2 separate regions of the Homo sapiens genome follow, and region 2 is linked to region 1. Evidence: chromatin contacts called from ENCODE Hi-C or POLR2A ChIA-PET data. All regions are on one chromosome and are shown on one strand. The core of a region is the stretch at or near the end of the contact, and the rest is flanking DNA. Distances in the headings are between cores, read along the strand shown.

The links. A loop is a pair of places that touch in the nucleus more often than their neighbours do. ChIA-PET counts read pairs that join two places held with the same protein, here RNA polymerase II (POLR2A). Pooled maps may share reads with other maps.
Region 2: a loop to region 1 is called in a map of endothelial cell of umbilical vein, with 6 times the contacts of the local background. The contact joins two enhancer-like sites. A Hi-C loop is called at or near these places in 2 of 168 maps with a recorded cell type or tissue (endothelial cell of umbilical vein and ovary) and 6 of 50 pooled maps. POLR2A ChIA-PET finds 5 or more read pairs at or near these places in 1 of 52 experiments (PC-9).

The regions. Positions count from the first base shown.
Region 1 is chr6:136,032,885-136,037,687 of GRCh38, forward strand. All of the region lies in intron 2 of PDE7B (phosphodiesterase 7B), which reads left to right. It also overlaps the pseudogene COX5BP2. Among named protein-coding and RNA genes, the nearest start is that of PDE7B-AS1, 38 kb to the right of the region's middle. Within about 2 kb of position 2,595, at least 4 of the 41 ENCODE cell types and tissues checked have a DNase peak (open chromatin) inside an H3K27ac peak, as active enhancers do; they include endothelial cell of umbilical vein, where a contact is called at or near this core.
Region 2 is chr6:136,171,004-136,175,806 of GRCh38, forward strand. It overlaps PDE7B (phosphodiesterase 7B), which reads left to right. Exons shown (of 13, transcript NM_018945.4): 9 at 2,794-2,885. Among named protein-coding and RNA genes, the nearest start is that of MTFR2, 77 kb to the right of the region's middle. Within about 2 kb of position 2,873, at least 8 of the 41 ENCODE cell types and tissues checked have a DNase peak (open chromatin) inside an H3K27ac peak, as active enhancers do; they include endothelial cell of umbilical vein, where a contact is called at or near this core.

The DNA of each region.
Region 1 (4,803 bases), core at 1,345-3,844:
GATAAGGCCCCAAATTTGGGGCAAAGCTCAGTGGTGAGTATAGATCAAAACCCAGTTTTTGTAACTCTCAGATAAGTAGTCTTAGAGAGTGACTTTAGAGATTTCCTTGTTGTAGCTGTTTTCTAAGAAGTTGACAGACTCGAATGTGAAATTCTGAAAAGTGTACTCTACCACCACTGTGACCTTTCACAATCAGAAATAAGTCCTGAAATCCTAGAAAGGCTATAGTCAGAGGGTGCCAGGGGCACACACCGAAGTATCAGATGTTCAGTAGTGGGACAGAATAGGAGGCTGTATTCATCAGCAGGCAGGAGCTGAGTAGAGAAAATCAAGTCTTCCTGCCATGTTGTTCTCAACCTTTTGTCTCACTGGACCCATTTTTTTGGAAAATTCACAGAGACAGTAAACTTAGCATTAGTTAAGATCTTTAACAGCTAACAGGATAGAGTGTGATGTTAGCTGAAATCCTAGTTTCTCTCTTAAAACATACAAAAATAATTGAATAAGTAAAGGAGGGAGAGGTCACTCACACTGAAAACCAGAATTAGGGCACAAGAGGCCGGGCAGGTCCCCAGTACCTGAAAAAGGACCCAAAGGCTAGCACAGAAGGTCTTCCCTTCTGCTGTTGCTCCCACAGTTAATATTCATTTGCAGAGTGAACAAGAGAATGATTGGGTATGGTTTAGACACTCCTCCTACTTCGCCCCACCTGTCTTTCCTCATCTCTCCCCACATGCTTTCCCCCTTTCCCCATGACAATGGAAATATGTGCTGCCTTGTAGGGTCGGTCTGTAGACTAAGTCGTTTTTCCTACTTGCTGGCATTATTTCTTGAGATTAGCTAAGGCCAGAGTTATCACATTTCTATGTCTCCTAAATTGTTTGCAGTTCTTCTACTTGGACTGTATAGAACCAAGTTGAAAGACCTGTTTTTACTTCCCTGCTCATTTTGAATTTTTTTTTTGAATTGCATTTGTAAAAGCAGAGTGGTCGTGTGTGTGCATGTGTGTGTGTGTGTGTGTTTACACATCCATACTTGAACTGATGGAGAGGAAAGTTCAGGACAAAATAAATAAACTCCCTCCATAGTTTGCATTTTTTTCCAAAAGATAGGCCACAGATAAGGGTCAATAAGGGTATAAAACAATTCCAAAATATCTGAGTGAGAAAATTTTTATTAAACTTTTTGTTTTGTAAGAATCTATTAATAGATTCAAAGTGAAAGAAAATGACAAGGGATATATGTTTCTAAGTTTCCATTTTTTTGAAAGGTACATTCTCTAGAATTGTTAGAAATATTTAACATTATAAATGCCTTATTTTACAAATCATGTATAATAAATGCTTATCTGCCTAGTGACTGGAGCACCCATAGTCTACAAGATTTTTACATAGCCCTCAGAACACCAAAAATTCTTCAACATAATCCAGGTTCTAAATCAACTATATATTTGACACTTTTCTTGGTTGTATACTTTAGTATCGGGGTTATCAATTCTTTTATAGCTCCAACCACAAAGCAAAGTCTTTTTATTTTTAGTTTTTGGAAGAAGGAGCCAATGCAATGGCTAGTTTTTATTAAAAAGAAGAAACTTTTTAGCACATTTTGAGTAACTTAGTGCAGGGGCTCAGTGGGCCCACTGGTGGGGCAGCTTGTAATAGTTTCCAGTCAGGGCATCACCGGGGCTCACCTTTGTCCAGCCAAAACCAGATGATGGCACTATTCTCTTCACAGATGCTGCCCACTGCTGGTGAAGGAGGGGGGCTAAATTAAGGTCCTCTTTGGTACCTGAAGCTGCCTTTGGGGGTAGTATATTATATGGGTCCAGTCCCTTCCGTGCAGCCATCATGATATCCCTCTCCAACCCAGTCACCTGCTCATTGTCAGTAAGAACATCACCTCCAGATGCATTGGAGTGCACTTCAACCACCCCTCAGGGACCCTGGGCCCTCAGGGCCCGCACAGCCGGCACCCCAGCTCCTCAAAGTAACCTCGAAGCCATGAAGCCATCACACCCTCAACAAGTAACAGTACTTCCAGGAACAGCAAAGTCTTTTTGATACAAGTAGGTGTCCATTGTCCATTGGAACAAGCTGTTTTGACTTTGTTAGTTCTCATTATTTTGGGTTGATTCACAATGCCTGAAAAAGAACTTGGTTATTTTGAAAATCTATCTTAAAATGTCCTGTCTGCAACCCATTAATTACTGATATTAACATGTGTAAGAATCCTCACAAGTTACCTAGATGGGTCTTCTCTGTTCCATGATTCCTTTGATCACATAACAACCCCACCCTTTCCCCACCCTCAGTGATCCAAACTTCTGGCTGCAGATACCATATCAAGATGAATGATGTCCACTGAGTAGTGAAAATTATAGGTTTACAGGCATGTTCTTCTAAAGTAACTATCTGAAAAACAAAAGAGATCCCAGCCTATGAGATGTTAGCTACGAAATGTAACAAAACCACCTTTCAGATAATTCACATGGTAGAGAGGTTTTAGTCCAGCAAGTACTAGCCTCGCATCAGTTTGTCCCAATCTCTTGAACCTGCAGTTGAGCCAAAAATTTCCGAGCCAAGCTTTCTCGCAAGATTTCCTGTACTTCCTGTTTCTATGTGAGCCAGAAATACCATGAGAATGACCTTTCTTGTGGTATTTTTGCCCTTATACTCCAGGATGAAAATAATCCCATATTGGGGGAACTTTTTTTAAATTGTGCAAATATTTCCAGGTTTCAAACCTTCAAATGAAGTAGGTTCCTCCTTGGGAATGAAAATGTGAAATGGTGATGGCTTGGCCCTGACTCATCTCCACTAGGAAGTATTCGTGCTCAGTGATCCAACATTTTGTAATTTCTCTAAGATATTTTTACAAGGAACTAGATAAAATAGTACAGAGGATACAATGGAAATGTATATCCTTGGATTTTTTTTAAAAAGTCATTCTTGAAGAAATGAACAATGAAGTGTTGTGTTCTTAGTACATTAGTGTATGTGATATATGATATCACATATTTGTTTTCTTTGTTCTTAACCCCTTTGTTCCAAGGGTCAGGATATCCTGATGCTAAGTACTATTGCAAAATAACTGAACAAAAATAAAAATAGTCAAACACTTAGGAAACTCTTCAGTTGTTATGTCAAGGAAGTTTGTGACTGAGGAGTGAGTTTAAGACATTATTCAGGAAATATGATAATAAAGCAAACAGTCTACATGTGATTATTAAATAAAATCATCTCAATCCTAGAGAGTCTTGATGCCCCCAGCCTGATGGAAGGGTAAGATAAGGACTGGACGGGCTGTCAAAGTGGTGGAAGTGTTGAACTGATGGTGAAATCCTTTCATCTCTTATCAGAGAGGGAAAAAGGAAGGGCACATCTTTCTAATCAAGTAGACCGCTGATTATTCCCTAATTGTGTTGTATGTATATCTGGTTGTTATAGAAAGAGCTGCTAGATCAATATTTTCATAACAAAATTCACCAAAAGCAGTGTCTTCAATGTCTTTATTATTGTTTTATACCCTCTTGCCCCTTCTTCACCTGTTAGGAAGGAGAGTAGGTTTGCCAGTATGCTTTTCCATCCAGAAAAAAGAAAATTCACTTAATCCAGTATGGAAAACTAAACTTATTAACCATGGATTTAGAGAAATAATAAAACAACAATAAAATTACAGTTGTCTTTGCTGGTTTCAACTTTAAAAAGAAATGAGGTGGGAGTAATGAAAATAAAACACACTCTACAACGATCTTTCTCCTCTTCCCCAAGTTTCCTCCTCTCTCCCATGAAGAAATATCAAATAATTGTGTGATAAACCAGCCTTGAAAGGAATGTAGAGCAGAAGCAACAGATTATACACCAGCAAAATGGCATGCCAAGCAAAATAAAGCACTTTGCAATGTGGAGACGTGAAGAGAGGAAGATGGGATTGTTACAATGTTCTCCAAGAAAACAGGGGCTATTCACTTGAATGTGCAAGTTCAAATTGTTCCTACAAACCCAATTTGCTGGCAAAAGTGCCAAATACAAAACTACCCTACTTTCGTTTCTGTCCAAGGCCTTTCACATAAGCTACAGGGGGCATCGCCTTTTGTTGAATTGGTTCTTACTTTCAGGGTTAGCGCCTCCATCTCTGAGACTAGGAACAAGAGGCATGGCCCACAGTTGATGTTGCCCTCGATTCAACCACTCTCAGGTCGGGGACACAGTAGTCAGTGGCCCACATAATAAATCAACAGTGCTCTCCCTCCAGAAGGTGAATTGTTAACATTCTTTTCTTTCTTTCATTGCCATTTATGTCCCCTGTGAACATCCTTTAAAATGCTTGTTCCTTTGAAAATGGGTTTTGAATGAGCCTGAGCCACATATCCAGGCTATGCAGGCCACTGCCCATACGCATGAGGATCTTGATGCTTCCCGAATTCGCATCTTTCGGAGTTAACTGTGGAATGTGATTCAATGTTATTTCCCTTCCAGCTGAAGGGCAGCTGAGGTTATGAAGGGATTTGACTAATAGGTCATAACCCAGATAGGTTTGCCGAGAACCAAATGACACAAGGGGGAGGGATGTGGAGAAGGAGCGAGAGTGATCAAACTGAGGCACTGAGGATCAACCAAGCCCATCCCAGCACTGGTCTTGGTGACTGGGCAAGGTGCCCCCCAACCCCCATCAGGCCCTCCAGAGAGAAGCAGCTGCAGATTGGCTCTGCAGACTCTCAGCTTCCTCTGTTTTTTTGAGAACTCCTTGGGGCTTGCAGGCCTGAGCCTGTACCACAGGGGTGACTCCTCACCTGACACCTCC
Region 2 (4,803 bases), core at 1,623-4,122, 140 kb after region 1:
TATAACTACTCTTGAAACCAAATGGAGACTGAATAAACAAAATATTGCCTGAGGTCAAGAGGAGTTCTATTCTGTATCTATGAAGTCAATGGTACAGACATAATGTTTCCTAATTAGAACAAAACACAATTGAGTATAAGAAATATTCATCATTTAAATGGTTAATTGTTCAGATAAAAAGCATATTCAAAATAACAGGTCAAGGGAGAGATTGAATATAACACAGGTTCCCTCAAGGACAGGAATGTTAAGATAATTGAGCAAGGAAGCAATTGTAGATTCCAACTCACAGATTTAATCAGCTAAATGCCAAGGTGCTGGTCACAAAGATTACCGGCAGAGCTGCCTGCAAGGTAATGGTTCTCAAACCTTAGTGTACATATGAATTTATTACCACAAGCCTATCAAATCAGAACCATAATGACTGCGACTCAGGAGTCTGAATGTGTCACCAGCTACCCTGGTGGTTTGGGCTTAGGAGGTTCTTATCAGCGTTGAGAAATGATGGTCAGTGCAGTAGATTAGACCAGAGATTGTGAGGCTTGCCTCCATTCAGTTTGCTAGTATAATCTTGGATTATGTTATGACTATAGTGACATGGTATCCATTACTACCTATTTCACTGCTTCACTTTTTTTTTATTATTATTATACTTTAAGTTTTAGGGTACATGTGCACAATGTGCAGGTTAGTTACATATGTATACATGTGCCATGCTGGTGTGCTGCACCCATTAACTCGTCACTTAGCATTAGGTATATCTCCTAAAGCTATCCCTCCCCCCTCCCCCGACCCCACAACAGGCCCTGGTGTGTGATGTTCCCCTTCCTGTGTCCATGTGTTCTCATTGTTCAATTCCCACCTATGAGTGAGAATATGCAGTGTTTGGTTTTTTGTTCTTGCGATAGTTTACTGAGAATGATGATTTCCAATTTCACCCATGTCCCTACAAAGGACATGAACTCATCATTTTTTATGGCTGCATAGTATTCCATGGTGTATATGTGCCACATTTTCTTAATCCAGTCTATCATTGTTGGACATTTGGGTTGGTTCCAAGTCTTTGCTATTGTGAATAGTGCTGCTATAAACATACGTGTGCATGTGTCTTTATAGCAGCATGATTTGTAGTCCTTTGGGTACATACCCAGTAATGGGATGGCTGTGTCAAATGGTATTTCTAGTTCTAGATCCTTGAGGAATCGCCACACTGACTTCCACAAGGGTTGAACTAGTTTACAGTCCCACCAACAGTGTAAAAGTGTTCCTATTTCTCCACACCCTCTCCAGCACCTGTTGTTTCCTGACTTTTTAATGATTGCCATTCTAACTGGTGTGAGATGGTATCTCACTGTGGTTTTGATTTGCATTTCTCTGATGGCCAGTGATGGTGAGCATTTATTCATGTGTTTTTTGGCTGCATAAATGTCTTCCTTTGAGACATGTCTGTTCATGTCCTTCGCCCACTTTTTAATGGGGTTATTTTTTTCTTGTAAATTTGTTTGAGTTCATTGTAGATTCTGGATATTAGCCCTTTGTCAGATGAGTAGGTTTTGAAAATTTTCTCCCATTTTGTAGGTTGCCTGTTCACTCTGATGGTAGTTTCTTTTGCTGTGCAGAAGCTCTTTAGTTTAATTAGATCCCATTTGTCAATTTTGGCTTTTGTTGCCATTGCTTTTGGTGTTTTAGACATGAAGTCCTTGCCCATGCCTATGTCCTGAATGGTATTGCCTAGGTTTTCTTCTAGGGTTTTTATGGTTTTAGGTCTAACGTTTAAGTCTTTAATCCATCTTGAATTAATTTTTGTATAAGGTGTAAGGAAGGGAAAAATCACAAGCATTCTTATACACCAATAACAGACAAACAGAGAGCCAAATCTTGAGTGAACTCCCATTCACAATTGCTTCAAAGAGAATAAAATACCTAGGAATCCAACTTACAAGGGACGTGAAGGACCTCTTCAAGGAGAACTACAAACCACTGCTCAATGAAATAAAAGAGGATACAAACAAATGGAAGAACATTCCATGCTCATGGGTAGGAAGAATCAATATCATGAAAATGGCCATACTGCCCAAGGTAATTTATAGATTCAATGCCATCCCCATCAAACTACCAATGACTTTCTTCACAGAATTGGAAAAAACTACTTTAAAGTTCATATCGAACCAAAAAGAGCCCGCATTGCCAAGTCAATCCTAAGCCAAAAGAACAAAGCTGGAGGCATCATGCTACCTGACTTCAAAATATACTACAAGGCTACAGTAACCAAAACAGCATGGTACTGGTACCAAAACAGAGATATAGATCAATGGAACAGAACAGAGCCCTCAGAAATAACGCCACATATCTACAACTATCTGATCTTTGACAAACCTGAGAAAAACAAGCAATGGGGAAAGGATTCCCTATTTAATAAATGGTGCTGGGAAAACTGGCTAGCCGTATGTAGAAAGCTGTCACTGCTTCACTTTCTTTCTTACATTTAGCGTGGCCTGACTGAGCTATTGGAAGAGGGGCAGAGGCAGGAGTGAATGATGCTGGAAATAGATCCTCATTCAACCCTGCAGCAGAGGGTGAGCCGCAGGCCCTGCTGTTCTCCCATCATCATCACAGCCTTGAGACTAGACCTCATGGTTGTTTTATCTTTTGGGTTTTTTTTTCCTGGTCTGCCTCTGGGTCATCAAGTACAAACTGGAGGGAAAATGCTAGCGTCCGTGGAGCTGTGTTCAGCATGAAAGATCAGTATCTGGCTTCCCTCTCATTTATAACTCTTATTTTCTTTCTTTCTAGAATATGTCTGTGCTGGAGAATCATCACTGGCGATCTACAATTGGCATGCTTCGAGAATCAAGGCTTCTTGCTCATTTGCCAAAGGAAATGACGTAAGTGCTGCCGAGATGAAACATACTGATGTGCATGCAGTAAAGATAAGCCACTTTCTCTAGGGCAGGCTTGGGACCTTTTGCGTGAATGGCAGAGAGCCCCCCGGCTGTACTTCCTGCCTGCACTGAGCTGTCTATCAGAGGAGATTTGGTGTCAGTTACAGCAACCCAGAAACCAAAATCTCTCTGTGTGCTTTGAAAGGGCCTTGCAGAGTCAATGACCTACAGTCAGGAAAAGGGATAATAAACAGCTCTCAGTTTTCACACGCTTCAGTATCAGTGCTCGACTTTGCCAAATTCCCGACCTTTAGTTTAGCAAAATTGTCCTTCCATGTAGCTCCAAATAGTAAATATTTATCAAGAAGGAACCCAGGCATTCTAAAGCTAGAGTTCAAAAAAGTATATTTTGTAATTGCTAGTCTCAGCAAAAATAGAAGTCAGAAATTCTTTTCTAAAATGTCTTTTGCTAAGTAATTGAAATGGCCCTAGCATTTTTTTCACCAATTAATTTACCTTACGTCTCTTGCACTTTAAACAGAAGGGGAGACACTCATTTTCTGGTTCACTATTTGATAGCCATGGTATGTAGGCTGAGTCCCACTAAATCTGAGGCCATTGTTTCATTTTCCTGGTGGCCCCAAGTTAGCTGCTAATACTGTCTTCCAAGGCCACCATTAATTCTGATCTGTTTAATGAACACGTGCAGAACCCAAGAAACCTAGGTGAAAAGAGTACATAGATTGCTGTACCCTTCTTCAAGACAAGCACATAACTTGAGGTCAAGGACCAAGTGCTGTCTCCCAACTGAACAAGCAGTATACTCTGGGTTGTGGATTGATTCCTGGCCCTCTGATTTGATCTCATGCTGTTTCCTAGCACCCAGAGGAATGTGAAATTTGCAGGAGGAATTTCAGTTCTGATAAATTTTTACTCCCTGGAACTAAATAAAACCAGTTCTCGTGCATGGAATAAAAACTTATGCCTCTTACTAGAATAATAAATTGCAAAGATTGAAAGAATTAAATGCAAAAAGAACTAAAAACTAGAGCAAAAGATCAAGTGAGAAGAAGAAAAGAGGAGGTAAGGAGAGAGACAAGGAAGAAAGAAGGAGAAGGAAAGGAAGAATAGTGAGGACAGGAAAGAAGAAAATGCAAGGGAAATGGGAAAGGACTCTGGGGTGACCAGACTTCTCCTGGTCAGTACCTGCATTCATCCTGTTTGTTACTCAATATTTCTTTCCTAAAATATTCATTTCACATCTATGGATTCCAATGAAAAATATATTTTTATGTGTCTTTGTGGAACACAGTGTTATAAATTGTTTTTGCCAGAAGAATAATTGTTATACAATAATATATGTGAAAACTTTATTACAAAAGCCATTATCATAATCATTATTATTCCTTCTATCACAGGTAAATGCTTTAATGTCATTTTTCTGATTTTAAAAGTAGGGCAGGTTAATTGTAGAAAGTAAGGAAAATTCAGGAAAGTGTTAGTTTGAACTATGTGAAGTTGCTCTTTTTAAGGGCCAAAAACAGGAGACTTTTAGCACTTTCATATGTTTCAGCTTGATATGAAAGAGAAAACTGAAACTGCTAGTAATCCTGCCATCCAGGTATAGTTCATGTTAACCTGGCTAGTTTATTTTCTTTTAGTCTTTTTTCAATACAAACTTATTTTAACAAAATATGATTATATTTGGGGAACTTATTTTACAGTTTACGTCCTGAAATTTTTTATTTACAATAAAGACTTTTTTCCAAATCATTAAACCTGTTAAATTAAAATGATTTTGTCAGCCGTATGGCATTATTGTATACCACTACTGCCTTTCATTTGGAATTCAAATGGTTTCCAATATCCCAAACTTTGATACTCTGTTTTCTCAGGAAGTATTTGTAGATAAAAATTATTG